Linked DNA regions of Homo sapiens: all the other regions are linked to region 2. Evidence: chromatin contacts called from ENCODE Hi-C or POLR2A ChIA-PET data. All regions are on one chromosome and are shown on one strand. Each heading gives the region's core, a stretch centred on a gene start or an enhancer-like site at or near the end of the contact. The rest is flanking DNA. Distances are from core to core; before and after follow the strand shown.

What was found. A loop is a pair of places that touch in the nucleus more often than their neighbours do. ChIA-PET counts read pairs that join two places held with the same protein, here RNA polymerase II (POLR2A). Pooled maps may share reads with other maps.
Region 1: a loop to region 2 is called in a map of mammary epithelial cell, with 3 times the contacts of the local background. The contact joins two enhancer-like sites. A Hi-C loop is called at or near these places in 2 of 168 maps with a recorded cell type or tissue (heart left ventricle and mammary epithelial cell) and 2 of 50 pooled maps. POLR2A ChIA-PET finds 5 or more read pairs at or near these places in 7 of 52 experiments (A673, BJ, CD4-positive, alpha-beta T cell and 4 more).
Region 3: a map of Calu3 shows a loop between it and region 2 (2.9-fold over the local background). The contact joins two enhancer-like sites. A Hi-C loop is called at or near these places in 2 of 168 maps with a recorded cell type or tissue (Calu3 and heart left ventricle) and 2 of 50 pooled maps. POLR2A ChIA-PET finds 5 or more read pairs at or near these places in 6 of 52 experiments (AG04450, CD4-positive, alpha-beta T cell, Caco-2 and 3 more).

Annotation. Positions count from the first base shown.
Region 1 is chr20:50,491,882-50,496,262 of GRCh38, forward strand. No RefSeq gene overlaps it. Among named protein-coding and RNA genes, the nearest start is that of PTPN1, 16 kb to the right of the region's middle. Within about 2 kb of position 1,695, at least 3 of the 41 ENCODE cell types and tissues checked have a DNase peak (open chromatin) inside an H3K27ac peak, as active enhancers do; they include mammary epithelial cell, where a contact is called at or near this core.
Region 2 is chr20:50,760,595-50,765,126 of GRCh38, forward strand. No RefSeq gene overlaps it. Among named protein-coding and RNA genes, the nearest start is that of PARD6B, 31 kb to the left of the region's middle. Within about 2 kb of position 2,302, at least 24 of the 41 ENCODE cell types and tissues checked have a DNase peak (open chromatin) inside an H3K27ac peak, as active enhancers do; they include mammary epithelial cell, where a contact is called at or near this core.
Region 3 is chr20:50,474,128-50,478,463 of GRCh38, forward strand. No RefSeq gene overlaps it. Among named protein-coding and RNA genes, the nearest start is that of PTPN1, 34 kb to the right of the region's middle. Within about 2 kb of position 1,869, at least 7 of the 41 ENCODE cell types and tissues checked have a DNase peak (open chromatin) inside an H3K27ac peak, as active enhancers do.

The sequences.
Region 1 (4,381 bases), core at 445-2,944, 270 kb before region 2:
CCAAGCCAGTTTTGCCCAATAGGACACCAGGGGAGCTGGCTGCAGTGGCTTACACTTGTATTTCCAGCACTTTGGGAGGCTGAGGTGGGAGGATCATTGAGGCCAGGAGTTCAAGTTCAGCCTGAACAATATAGTGAGACCCTGTCTCTACAAAAAAAAAAAAAAAAAGTTTTAATTACCTGGGTGTGGTGGTGCACTCCTGTAGTCCCAGCTATTCAGGAGGCTGAGGTGGGAGGATTGCTTGAGCCCAGGAGGTTGATGCTGCAGTGAGCCATGATCACGCCACTACACTCCAGCCTGGGCAACACAGTGAGACCCTGCCTCAAAAAAAAAAAAAAAAAAAGACACCAGGATAGATTTCTTGGGGACTTCTGGCAGTAACATTTCCTTACTCTCAAGAGAGAGCTATGGGGAGACACTCCCTCTCTTTCGCACTGGATGATTTAGCAAATGATCTTACCGTCATAATCACTACTGGCAGCGTGCCCCGTTTTGCAGCCACAGGGAACCAGTTTTCAGATAAAGCCAACACATGGATAGTAATGGGAAGAAAGAGAGAGAACCCTGGATCTCAATTACATTCTTGAACCTCTGAATCAACCAACCTTGGTGTTGCCCTTCCTACAATAAACTCCCTTACTGCTTAAGCCAGGTTGAGTTGAGTTTTCTGTTACTTGCAGCCAAAGCGTCCTGAGTGCCGCACCCTCAGAGCTGAAGAGCACACTCGTGAGTTGATGCCAGCAAGATCCCCCAGCGCATCATGTGGCCAATTCTTTCTAAACTTGGTTTCAGAGCTTTCTTGCTCCATTTCTAAAAAGCACCTTATATCCTTCTAACAAATTCCTTTTCTGTTTCTGTTGGTAAGAACCAGTTTCTTTTTCCTTCTTTCTTTCTTTTCTTTTTTAGACGCAGTTTCGTCCTTGTTGCCCAGGCTGGAGTGCAGTGGCGCCATCTCGGCTCACTGCAACCTCCACCTCCCAGGTTCAACCGATTCTCCTGTCTCAGCCTCCCGAGTAGCTGGGATTACAGGCGCCCGCCACCAGGCCCAGCTAATTTTTTGTGTTTTTAGTAGAGATGGGGTTTCACCATGTTGGCCAGGCTGGTCTTGAACTCCTAACCTCAGGAGATCCGCCTGCCTCGGCCTCCCAAAGTGCTGGGATTATAGGCATGAGCCACCACACCCGGCCTGACCAGAACCAATTTCTGTGATATGCAATGGAAGAATTCTGTTACCTCAGTTGGCTAATTTCAGCAAAAAGCCCCAACATTCTTAGTCATCATAAAACTCGTTTGCTGAGTATGACTGACTCACCTGGTATTTCATAAAGTGCTACTTATGAGACCCACAAGAAAGATTAAGCCTCATGTGAACAGGCTGATGGGAAATCCACACAGAAAATATTTTGATAAGTTCTAAAGCAGCACCACATGCTTTAGAAGGTCATGCCAAAGGCAGTCCAATGGGGTCATCCCAGTGCATCCTAAGGACCACCAGCTCCAGCAGGAGAATTAGGTAAAAGGGCAAGGAGAACAGCACACAGGGTCACAGAGACCCTGGCTCCACCACCAGCTCGCTCTGTAACCCTGTGGGAGTGAGTTGAGGGAGTGCGTTGCTTCTCCCTCTGAGCCTCAGTTGCCTCATTTGTCAAACAAGCATTCACTTCTCAGGGCTGATGTGAACTTTAACTGAGGTGACACATGTCTAACTGGTTCAGGGGTACGTCTCAACTTGTTGAGGTGTAACTACGAAACCACTTTATTTTTACAATAATTGCTACCAAATGGTCTCTGTTGAAATTTCCTTTTTCCCTCTGGGGAATGATCAGAATAACAGAGTAGTGGTAGTAGAGGCAGGAGCAGAGGTAGCGGCAAGCTCCCAGGTGGCCCCGCCTCTGTGCCAGGCACTTGCCTAAGCTCTTGGCATATATTACTCACCAAATCTTCACAATGAGCTTCTGAGGTAGGGACCAATAGTTATCTCCATTTTACAGAAATAGAGAAAAAAGAACTTAAATGAGTTGCCCAAAGTCACGGAGCTATTAAAGAATGGGCTTCCTCAACCAGCCTCTCAACAATTCCATAGCATGCCTGACTGACTCTTTGGTTACCAAAGCTGTCTATTTCAGGTCTTAAAACCCAAATCTCCTCCAATTAGAATGTCAGTCTCAACCAGTGAAGCACAACGAGACCCAGTCTCATGGTCATGATGTCGAACAAACGAAGACAGACACCAAAAAGCATGCACGGCATGATTCCATTTATGTGAAGTTCAAAAACAGGCAAAAGCAATCCAGGGTGTTAGCAGGATAGTGGTCACCCTTGGCAAAGGGTAGTGACTAGGAGGGTTACTAGGTAGCTTTCTGAGGGGCTGGGAGAGTTCTGTATCTTGATCTGGGTGCAGGTTATGTGAGCATGTTTAGTCTGGGGAAATTCACTGAGCCGTGCACTTATGATATATCTGTGTGCATGTACACACATATACTTTTCTGTATGTGTTTTATAGTTCAATATAAATTTCCTTGGAAAAAACTTCATTCTCAGATCTGATTCAAAGTTCTTTTAGATCCCCTGGCCCCATGTCACCCAGTTCAAGCCAGACTCATGATTCTAGTGGCTTGGAGCTGGGACAATGGGTAGGGGGAGCAGGAGAAGCAAGACGTGCTCTCTTTCCCCTTCTCCTTGACGCCCACGGTAGAATGGGCATAAGGATGGGCTGCCATTCTGCTGAAATGGCTCCACAGCGAGCCGTGAAGGAAGGTGGCTGACCCCAACTGCTGAATGACCTTTGAACTTAGGCCAAGAGACTCAGAGCACCCCTAACATCATCCTGTTGCACATGTAAAGTGCCTAGCACAAAGCAGGTGTGTAATGGGGGGGGAGGTGCTAGATGGAGATGCAATATTTTTGATATCTTGAGGACTAAAAGTCGGGATGATCTGCTCTTTCAAATATGCCAGAAATTTTTGGATTCATAATCAGTTGAATAATTGATTTCTATTTGAAGCCTTTTAGTTAGACAAAAGGAAAAGTGATAAGTCTGCCATCTTCATCTGAGTTCCTCCAGAAGCCAACTCTGAGACAAGGATTTAAATGCAAGTAATTTATTCCTGAGGAGATCCTTGGAGGCAGCAGGTGAGGAGTGGGGAAGTGACCACGAAGTTTCTGATTTAGGACAGTGGTGAAAAGTTGATGCAGGTGGCTTCTAAAAGATCTTGACTTCCAAGGCAACTAGGGCTCTGGGGAAGGAATATGGCTGAACTTCAGACCCATAGGGCTACAGGAAGATAGAGACAGAAGACAAAGACCATGTACCAGTTAGCATGCTCTCAACTGCAAGTAGCAAGCCAATCCAAAGTGGCTTAAACAGTAAAAATGCTCCTGATGTCTTCAAATAATGTCTTCAAATAATGTCTGGGAAGGGACATGAATGAGCATGTGGGCCAGTGGGGCTCAAACCCACCCATGTAAGGGCCATGCCTCCACATTGCCATACCTGAGAAGCAAGGAGCTGGGGTATTTATCTCTTTCGCACTTTGGGAGGCTGAGCGGGCGAATCACCTGAGGTCAGGAGTTCAAGACCAGCCTGGCCAACATGGTGAACCCTGTCTCTACTAAAAATACAAAAAGTTAGCTGGGCGTAGTGGCACATGCCTGTAATCCCAGCTACTTGGGAGGCTGAGGCAGGAGAATCACTTGATCCCAGGAAACAGAGCTTGCAAAGAGCCAAGATTGTGCCACTCCAGCCTGGGCAACAGAGTGAGACTCTGTCACCAAAAAAAAAAAAAAAAAAAAAATTGATAAAAAGAGAAAGAGAGAGACAGAGACCTCAGAAAGACAGAGTGAAAGGGAGGGGTTAGAATAAAGGGAGGATGAAGATCGAGATGAAGTGACAGAGAGACCTAAGAACTTGTGAAAATGTGCTTACCAAAATGTGAGCAGTGGCCAGGCGCGGTGGCTCACGCCTGTCATCCCAGCACTTTGGGAGGCCGAGGTGGGCAGATCACAAGGTCAGGAGATCGAGACCGTCCTGGCTAACACGGCGAAACCCCGTCTCTACTAAAAATACAAAAAAAAAATTAGCCGGGCATGGTGGCGGGCGCCTGTAGTCCCAGCTACTCGGTAGGCTGAGGCAGGAGAATGGCGTGAACCCGTGAGGCAGAGCTTGCAGTGAGCCGAGATCGCACCACTGCACTCCAGCCTGAGGGACAGAGTGAGACTCCGTCTCAAACAAAAACAAAACAAAACAAAAAACACACACACAACACGTGAGCAGTGACCAGCACAGGTAGTAAGAGTTAAAAGTAAGTTGTGGGCCAGGCGCAGTGGCTCACGCCTGTAATCCCAGCACTTTGCGAGGCCGAGACAGGCAGATCATCTGAGG
Region 2 (4,532 bases), core at 1,052-3,551:
AGGTTGCAAATTCAAATGCCCAAAGGGCCAGAGTGGGGCAGGGCAGGTGGGGCTGGTAAACAGGAGATGCCCGCCCCCAGCAAGGCAGGGGCCACCACATTCGATGGTTGTCATTTGGGTATGTGTGGGCCCAGTGTTGTCAGCTCTTATAACTTTTTTTTTTTTTTTTTTGAGACTGAGTTTTGCTCTTGTTGCCCAGGCTGGAGTGCAATGGCACAATCTTGGCTCACCGCAACCTCTGCCTCCCAGCTTCAAGCGATTCTCCTGCCTCAGCCTCCCAAGTAGCTGGGATTACAGGCATCTGCAACCATGCCCGGCTAATTTTTTGTATTTTTAGTAGAGATGGAATTTCACCATGTTGGCCAGGCTGGTCTTGAACTCCTGACCTGAGGTGATCCACCTGCCTCAGCCTACCAAAGTGCTGGGATTACAGGCGTGAGCCACCACGCCCGGCCCTGCTTATCCAGATTTTCATAAGAAATGTCCTTTTTTTTTTTTTTTTTTTTTTTTGAGACGGAGTCTCGTTCTTCTGCCCTGGCTGGAGTGCAGTGGCAAGATCTTGGGCTCACTGCAACCTCTGCCTCCTGGGTTCAAGCACTTCTCCTGCCTCAGCCTCCCGAGTAGCTGGGACTACAGGCACGTGCCACCACGCCCAGCTAATTTTTGTATTTTTAGTAGAGACGGGCTTTCACCATGTTGGCCAGGATGGTCTCAATCTCTTGATCTCGTGATCCGTCCACCTCGGCCTCCCAAAGTGCTGGGATTACAGGCATGAGCCACCGCTCCTGGCCGAGAATCCCCCTTCCTAAATTGGTAAAATCTGATTCATCAGAATTGCAATTTTGATCAAAGCCAGTAACTCCTCACACAAATCCTTCTATGTGTGCAGAAAGTGAGCGTCTGAAAACTCCAGGCGGAGTTTTTGCGCTAGGTTATCTACCAGAAGAAAGGACAAGAAAGGCTAGAATTTGACTAATGGTTCCACCCCCCAGATTGTATCAGCACAGCATTCCTCTTTCACTCAGTCTCTTAGCAATGCTTGCAACTACAAGGAAACAGCATTCATACCATTGTTTCTAAGACCTGAAGCAGGTTACATTCAAACCCAGCACTGTTCTTATAGAACATAAGAGTTTTGTTCCCAGGCTGCTTCTCTGCCAGCATGTGATACCCTTCAATAAATGGTAGGTAAGTTGCATATCAGGTTTTCTCCTGCATTCCCAGAGGGCTTCAGCTGCTGTCTCAGGTATGAACCCAAAATGACTCAGGCAAAAATGTGTATGCTTAGTGACTCAGAAACTAAATCATTAACTTGGTAAGTACATGCACGGGTAAGGAGGAATTCAAGGAGAGACTTAGAACATAGGCCTTCCAGTAATGCCACTGATGATGACTGCCTGAGTACAGCAACGCTGAACGGTGTCACTTCTCAGGTGGACCAGTGACGAACCCTAGAATCACCAAGAATCTCAAATCAGTCATTCTCAGGAGCAACAATCCACATAGGGTAATTTACAAAGAATGCTGATTTCAATTGTTTGAATCCTTACCTGGTGAAACAAGAAAATGTGGAAAAAGCTCCTTGACTTTAAAAATACACACCCACACACTTTTTTTTTTTTAAAGGGACAAGGGCTTGCCGTCTCCCACACAGGCTCGTGGGCGGTGGTGCGATCATGGCTCACTGCAACCTCGAACTCAAGGATTCTGGCAATCCTCCCACCTCAGCTTCCCAAGTAGCTGGGACTACAGGCATGAGCCATCACACCCGGCTAATTTTCTTTTTTTCTTTTCTTCCCCTCACCCCAATTTTTTTTTTTTTTTTTTTGAGATAAGGTCCTGCTCTGTCGCCCAGGCTGGAGTGCAGTGGTGTGATTATGGCTCACTGCAGCCTCAAACTCCTGAGTCCAAGTGACCTCACACCTTAGCCTCCTGAGTAGCTGGGACTACAGGTATGTGTCACCACGCCTGGCTAATTTTTGTATTTTTTGTAAAGGTGAGGTTTCACTATGTTGCCCAGTCTGGTCTCAAACTCCTGGGCTCAAGCAATCTGCCTGGCTCAGCCTCCCAAAAGTGCTGGGATTACAGGCGTGAGTCACTGTGCCTGGCCTCCACATGACTTTCTACTAGTTGATTTTAAACTGGGCATATGCATTTACACACACACACACACACACACACACACACCTGATCTGCCTAGATGTGAAATTAAACTTCTAGAGCACACGCATATACACAACGCCAGACAATATGGGAACAGTGATTACAAACAAATCCCACTAGAAAATGACAAACTGTAATAATTTTTCAGTCCCCTTTTGAAGGCAAGAGGTTTATAAACCTCTGCAATTCAATTGCAACACATCAGGGTTCTTCTGGTGAGCTGGCCTCAGTGTCCTTCCTCCACCCCCAGGGTGCCTTGGCTCATGTTCACAGGGCCCATGCCCAGTAGGGCTGGCATGTGTTTCCAACAGCCGAGCAGACAGGGCCAGCAGAGAGGGAGAAAATAAACGGTAAAGGGAGACGCGCCAGGAGAGCAGGCAGAATGGCCGGGAAGCTGGCCAAACGGGAGAGGCTGAATGGGCGACATCAGCCCTTGACCAGGCCTCAGCTATCCCAGCTGTCCTTCACCACTCACTGTGTGGATACCAGGAGGATACAAGCCCCCTTTGCCTGGGCGTCACCAAGAATCCATAAACCACGCAGTTTATTTTTATTTTTATTTAATTTTATTTTTTTAGATAGTCTCACTCTGTCGCCCAGGCTGGAGTGCACTGGCGTGACCTTGGCTCATTGCAGCGTCCACCTCCTGGGCTCAAGTGATTCTCGCGCCTCAGTCTCCCAAGTAGCTGGGATTACAGGCACCTGCCACCACACCCGGCTAATTTTTGTATTTTTAGTAGAGATGGGGTTTCACCATGTTGGCCAGGCTGGTCTCAAACTCCTGTGCTCAAGCAATCCACTCACCTCAGCCTCCCAAAGTGCTGGAATTAGAGGCGTGAGCCACTGTGCCTGGCCTATTTTTATTTTTTGAAATAGTCTTGCTTTGTCACCCAGGCTGGGTGCAGCACAAATAACACGGCTCATTGCAGCCTCGACCTCCTGCGCTCAAGCGATCTTTCCTCCTCAGCCTACTGAGTAGCCGTGTGCCACAGGCATGTGCCACCCTGCCTGGCTAATTTTTTTTTTTTTTTTTGGAGATGGAGTCTTACTCTGTTGCCCAGGCTGGAATGCAGTGGCACTATCTCAGATCACTGCAACCTCCGCCTCTTAGGTTCAAGCAATTCTCTGTCTCAGCCTCCCGAGTAACTGGGATTACAGGCGCATGCCACCACGCCTGACTAATTTTTGTATTTTTAGTAGAGACGGGGTTTCGTCTTGTTGGTCAGGCTGGTTTTGAACTCCTGACCTCAGGTGATCCACCAGCCTTGGCCTCCCAAAGTGCTGGGATTACAGGTATGAGTCACCGTGCCCGGCCGCCTGGTTAATTTTTAAATTTTTTGTAGAGACCAGGTCTCACCATGTTGCCTATGCTGGTCTTGAACTCCTGCGCTCAAGCTTCCCAAAAGGCTAGGATTACAGGCTTAAGCCACGGTGCCTGCCCATGTGGTTTTTAGACCAGCAGGTTCTGTAGAGCAAAATGTTCATGATTTTGAAGGATGACAAACCTGACAGAGGAGGCAACGCCACCTTGACATTCCTCAGTCGTAGTGCCACAGTGGTCTCGTATTTCAAACCTGGTTAGAGTTTGTCCTCTTCAGGAGAGTTTGTGTGGCTGTTTTGCAGTGGAGGAGAGATGACAAAGCTGATAATGCTTATGGTGTGGGTATTTTCTTTTTCTTTCCTTATTTGCTTTGTGAAGACAAATAATGGTTAAGGATAGATAAAATTAACCGGGTGTGGTGGTGCATGCCTGTAATCCTAGCTACTCAAGAGGCTGAGGCAGGAGAATCGCTAGAACCTGGGAGGCGGAGGTTGCAGTGAGCCGAGATCGCGCCATTGCACTCCAGCCTGGGTGACAGAGCGAGACTCAGTCTCAAAAAAAAGGATGGATAAAATATTTAACAGTGGTCATACATAATTCATTCCTGAGTCGACACCCATTTCCAGGCCAGCAGTTCGCTCTCAATTAGGGGTTCTCAGAACACGGAACCACCGTGTCTCCTTGGTAGACTGCCATTGTGCTTATTTTTACTCTTTTCTTCCTAAGGCTAATTGTTTTTACCTTTTCCTTGTTGAGTACTCATTCCTAGATGTTTTTATCAAAGGCAACAAAAATAAAAATTATAGGCAGGACTTTTTTTGTTTGTACGTTTTTTGAGACGAAGTCTCGCTCTGTCGCCCAGGCTGGAGTGCAGTGGCGCCATCTCGGCTCACTGCAACCTCCACCTCCCGGGTTCAAACAGTTCTCTGCCTCAGCCTCCCAAGTAGCTGGGACTACTACAGGTGCCCACCACCATGCCCGGCTAATTTTTTTTTTTTTTTTTTAGATGGAGTTTCACTCTTATTGCCCAGGCTGGAGTGCAATGGCA
Region 3 (4,336 bases), core at 619-3,118, 290 kb before region 2:
AGCAAGACTCTGTCTCAAAAATAAAATAAATAAAATAAAATAAAATAAAATAAAATAAATAAAATAAAAATGTTCATAGCAGCTTTATTCATAATAACTCAAAACTGGAAGTGGCCCAAGTGTTCAACAGCAGAATGGATAAATGTTTACTATCCACAGCAGAATGGATAAATGGATAAATGTTTACTATATATATATATGTATGTGTATATATGTATGTATACATACAAATATATTACAAATATACAAATATATTATTTAATCTATAATCTGGGAAGTCTACTAAAATAGTCTAAATATATTATTAGTATACATTATTTTAGTGTGCATATGTATATATATACACACATATATTAAAAGAATGAAAATGAACAAACTACTGATACAGCCCACACAAATGAATCTCACAGACATTCTGTTGCGCAACAGAAGCCAGACACCAAGGAGTACATATTGTCTAATGCCATTTATTCATTTTATTTATTTATTTATTGAGATGAAGTCTTGTTCTGTTGCCCAGGCTGGAGTGCAGTGGCGCGATGTCGGCTCACTGCAACCTCTGCCTCCCAGGTTCAAGCAATTCTCCTGCCTCAGCCTCCCAAGTAGCTGGGGCTACAGGCACGTGCCACCACGCCCAGCTAATTTTTTGTATTTTTAGTAGAGACAGGGTTTCACTGTGTTGGCCAGGATGGTCTCGATCTCCTGACCTCGTGATCCGCCCACCTCAGCTTCCCAAAGTGCTGGGATTACAGGCGTGAGCCACCGTGCTCGGCTGTCTAATGCCATTTATATGGACTTGTAGAATCAGCAAATCTAACTCGTGATGAAAGTAAAAACTGAGAAACCAAGTTTCCTGGAAGCACAAAAGGCAAGGCAAGATCTATTTTGAAGCAAGCTCAGAGTGGCAGCAGATTATGTAGGGGCCACAAGGCAGCCTTTAAGCTGCACCTCAAAAATAGCATCTGTCCCCTGGATATTTTAAGAGTGTCCTCTGCAGGGCATGGCAGGAGCCAGAGGCCTGTTTGGGCATCTCCAAGCGTGCACCTAAAGAATGTATCATCTGGCCGGGCACGGTGGCTCATGCCTATAATCCCAGCACTTTGGGAGGCCAAGGCGGGTGGATCACCTGAGGCCGGGAGTTCAAGACAAGCCTGGCCAACATGGTGAAACCCCGTCTCTACTAAAAATACAAAAATTAGCCAGGCAAGGTGGTGCATGCCTGTAATCCCGGCTGCTGGGGAGGCTGAGGCAGTAGAATCACTTGAACCCAGGAAGTGAAGTTTGCAGTGAGCTAAAAAAAAAAAAAAAAAAAAAGGAATGTATCACCCCGCCTCCCCTTGACCCTGAGCACCACCCGGCTCCAAAGCTGTGTCAGCAGCAATATAAAAGGTGCAGAGATAAAGAGAGACATTTAATTAGAAGATGATTTGGGAATCATCTTCTAATTTAGGAACCAAGCTGCAAAATATCTTTCTCCCTTAATGGCACAAATGGGGAATTTGGACTTTGAACCTTTTCTCTTGTCAGGCCACCAAAAACGTCTTCCTGTATTAATAGAAGGCAAATGTAAGGATTCAGGGCCAGGAGGGCTGTGGGCTGTGGGTCTTAGATTGTCTAGAGTCAGAACATTAAGAACATGAGAGCCCTTTCTGGACCTCTTTGTTTATGCGGGGCTTCTGCTGGGGCTTATAATCACCTCATCACTGCTGCTATTTTTGCAGTAATTATTAAGTACTTTAATACGTGCACAGGGCATGTGCAGTCCTTCAATTACACTGCTCCTGCCTCATTGTCGGGAGGCGAGTTGGAATTGTTCTCCTTGTTTTGCACAAAAGAAAGCAAAGGCCTGGGTGAATGAACAAGTTCAGGGTCAAAAATGAGTCAGCACAAGGGAGATGGCAGGAGGTGGGTGGGAACCCGGCAGTCCCTAGTTCCCGCCCAGCTTGAAGTGCTAGCAGGTCTAAATTCAAGGCATGTGCCACATCCTTGAAGAAGTGATCGACGGCCGGGCGTGGTGGCTCACGCCTGTAATCCTAGCACTTTAGGAGGCCGAGGCAGGAGGATTGCTTGAGCCTAGAAGTTCGAAATCAGCCTGGGCAACATAGTGAGACCCTCTCTAAAAAAAATAAAAATAGGCCACGGATGGTGGCTCACACCTGTAATCCCAGCACTTTGGGAGGCCGAGGCAGGCAGATCACTTGAGGTCAGGAGTTCAAGACTAGCCTGGCCAACATGGCAAAATCCCATCTCTACTAAAAATACAAAAATTAGCTGGGTGTGCTGGCGCATGCCTGTAATCCCAGATACTCGGGAGGCTGAGGCAGGAGAATTGCTTGAACCCGGGAGGCAGAGATTGCAGTGAGCTAAGATTGTGCCACTGCACTCCAGCCTGGGCCACAGAACAAGACTCTGTCTGAAAAAAAGAAAAAAAAATCACCTGGTTCATAGTAAGATGTCATTGTTAATTTTGGAAGGTGTGCTAATAGCATGGTGGTTTCAGAAAAAAAAAAAAAAAGAACAACTTAGTATCAACTACTGGTGAAGTGACAAAAGGCTTACGATGAAATTGACAAAATGAATGTGGATAATTGCTGAAGGTGGATACTGGAGAGTTAGTTATATGACTCTATTTTTCTAGATGATGTTTGAAATTTTCCATAGTACATGTTTTGAAATTGTATAGACTAAATGTTGCAAACTTGTATCTTATGGGTAAAATGCTGCTCACAAAAATCCTGTACCTCCTTTAGATGGGTCCTTGGCTCTCAGTGTGCCACAGTCCCCACCCTTCCCTATTATAGCCTGACACTGTTCATCATCACTCTTGGGTCACTGTTTTTGTTTAAGTAGAATTAAAAGGAAACTGAATGAGTTCTCTTGGGGCAAGACTGTTATTTGCCATCCATATGTCCAACCTCTACTTCTTTCTTACTTATAGAAACTCCTACACTATTGGCAATGAATTTTGAAATAACATTTCCCAGTTTCTCTTGAAGCTAAGAATTGCCCAGTGTTTCTCAGTCAGAGGTGATTTTGTCCCCCAGAGGACATCTGGCAAAGTCTTGGAAGACAGTTTTGGTTACCACAACAGGGGCAGGGAGGGAGGCAGGGAGTGCTCTACTGATATCTGGTGGGTGGGTAGAGGTCAGGGTACTGCTAGACAGCCCTCCAATCCCCAGGTCTCCCTCCCACAACAAAGAATTATGCAGTCCAAAATGTCAGTAGTGCCCGATTGAATGGCCAATGCATGATAAGTGGAAGTTGATGTTGGGGTTTCCAAGAAAGCCCTTTGGTGTCTTGCCAATCTTCCTAGAATATAAACATGATGGCTGGAGTTTGAGCAGCCATTCTGTGACCTTGAGGAGGGAGGTTCTATGCTAAAGATGGAAGGAAATGGGATCCCCGAAAACATCATAGAATTGCCATATCTGTTCTTTGGAATGCAGATTTTCAGACATGGTTTTATGTGAAAGAAATAAATCTCTAATATGTTTAAGTCACTGAAATCAAGTCTCTGTTACTGTCAGCCAAGTGCAGTTTCTAAATGATTTGTCTCTGTGCCCAGTTCTCTATGCTAATGGAGAAAGGAAAGATAGACTAAGAGGGCCATATGTTTAAAGAAAAAAAAAAAAAAAAGGCCTGGGACATGCTGGCTCTTGCCTATAATCCCAGCACTTCGGGAGGCCGAGGCGGGCAGATCACCTGAGGCTGGGAGTTTGAGACCAGCCTGACCAACATGGAGAAACCCCGTCTCTACTAAAAATGCAAAATTAGCTGGGCATGGTGGCGCATGCCTGTAATCCCAGCTACTCGGGAGGCTGACGCAGGAGAATCGCTTGAACCAGGACCCGGGAGGCAGAGGTTGCAGTGAGCTGAGATCGCGCCATTGCACTCCAGCCTGGGTGACAAGAGTGAAACTCCGTCTCAAAAAAGAAAAGAAAAAGAAACGAGAAAATACGTTTCTTCACAACAATGAAACAGTTCATTGCCTTCATTTATGTCACTTCTTGATCCCTGTAGGCATTTGAGTTTGCAACTCCTGGACTGGTCCTTAACCAAAAAGATGAGGAAACTGAGGTCCTCAGCAGGTTAATGATGAGTTAGGAGTGAATCCACAACCTGGTCCCTCTCCCCGCATTTCTAAGGTACCAAGGCCTACGCACTGGCGAAGAATATGGTTTCTGCAGCCAGACAGACGTTGGTTCAAACACTGGTACTGACACAGGAAAAGTTCCCTTATCCTCCTCGAAGGGCATGCGATGGGGGTGTGGCTCACTTCCTCAGTGCTTCGCTGCTCAAAACCCCTAGGGGGAGCAGGCAGACGGGCAGGGTGTGG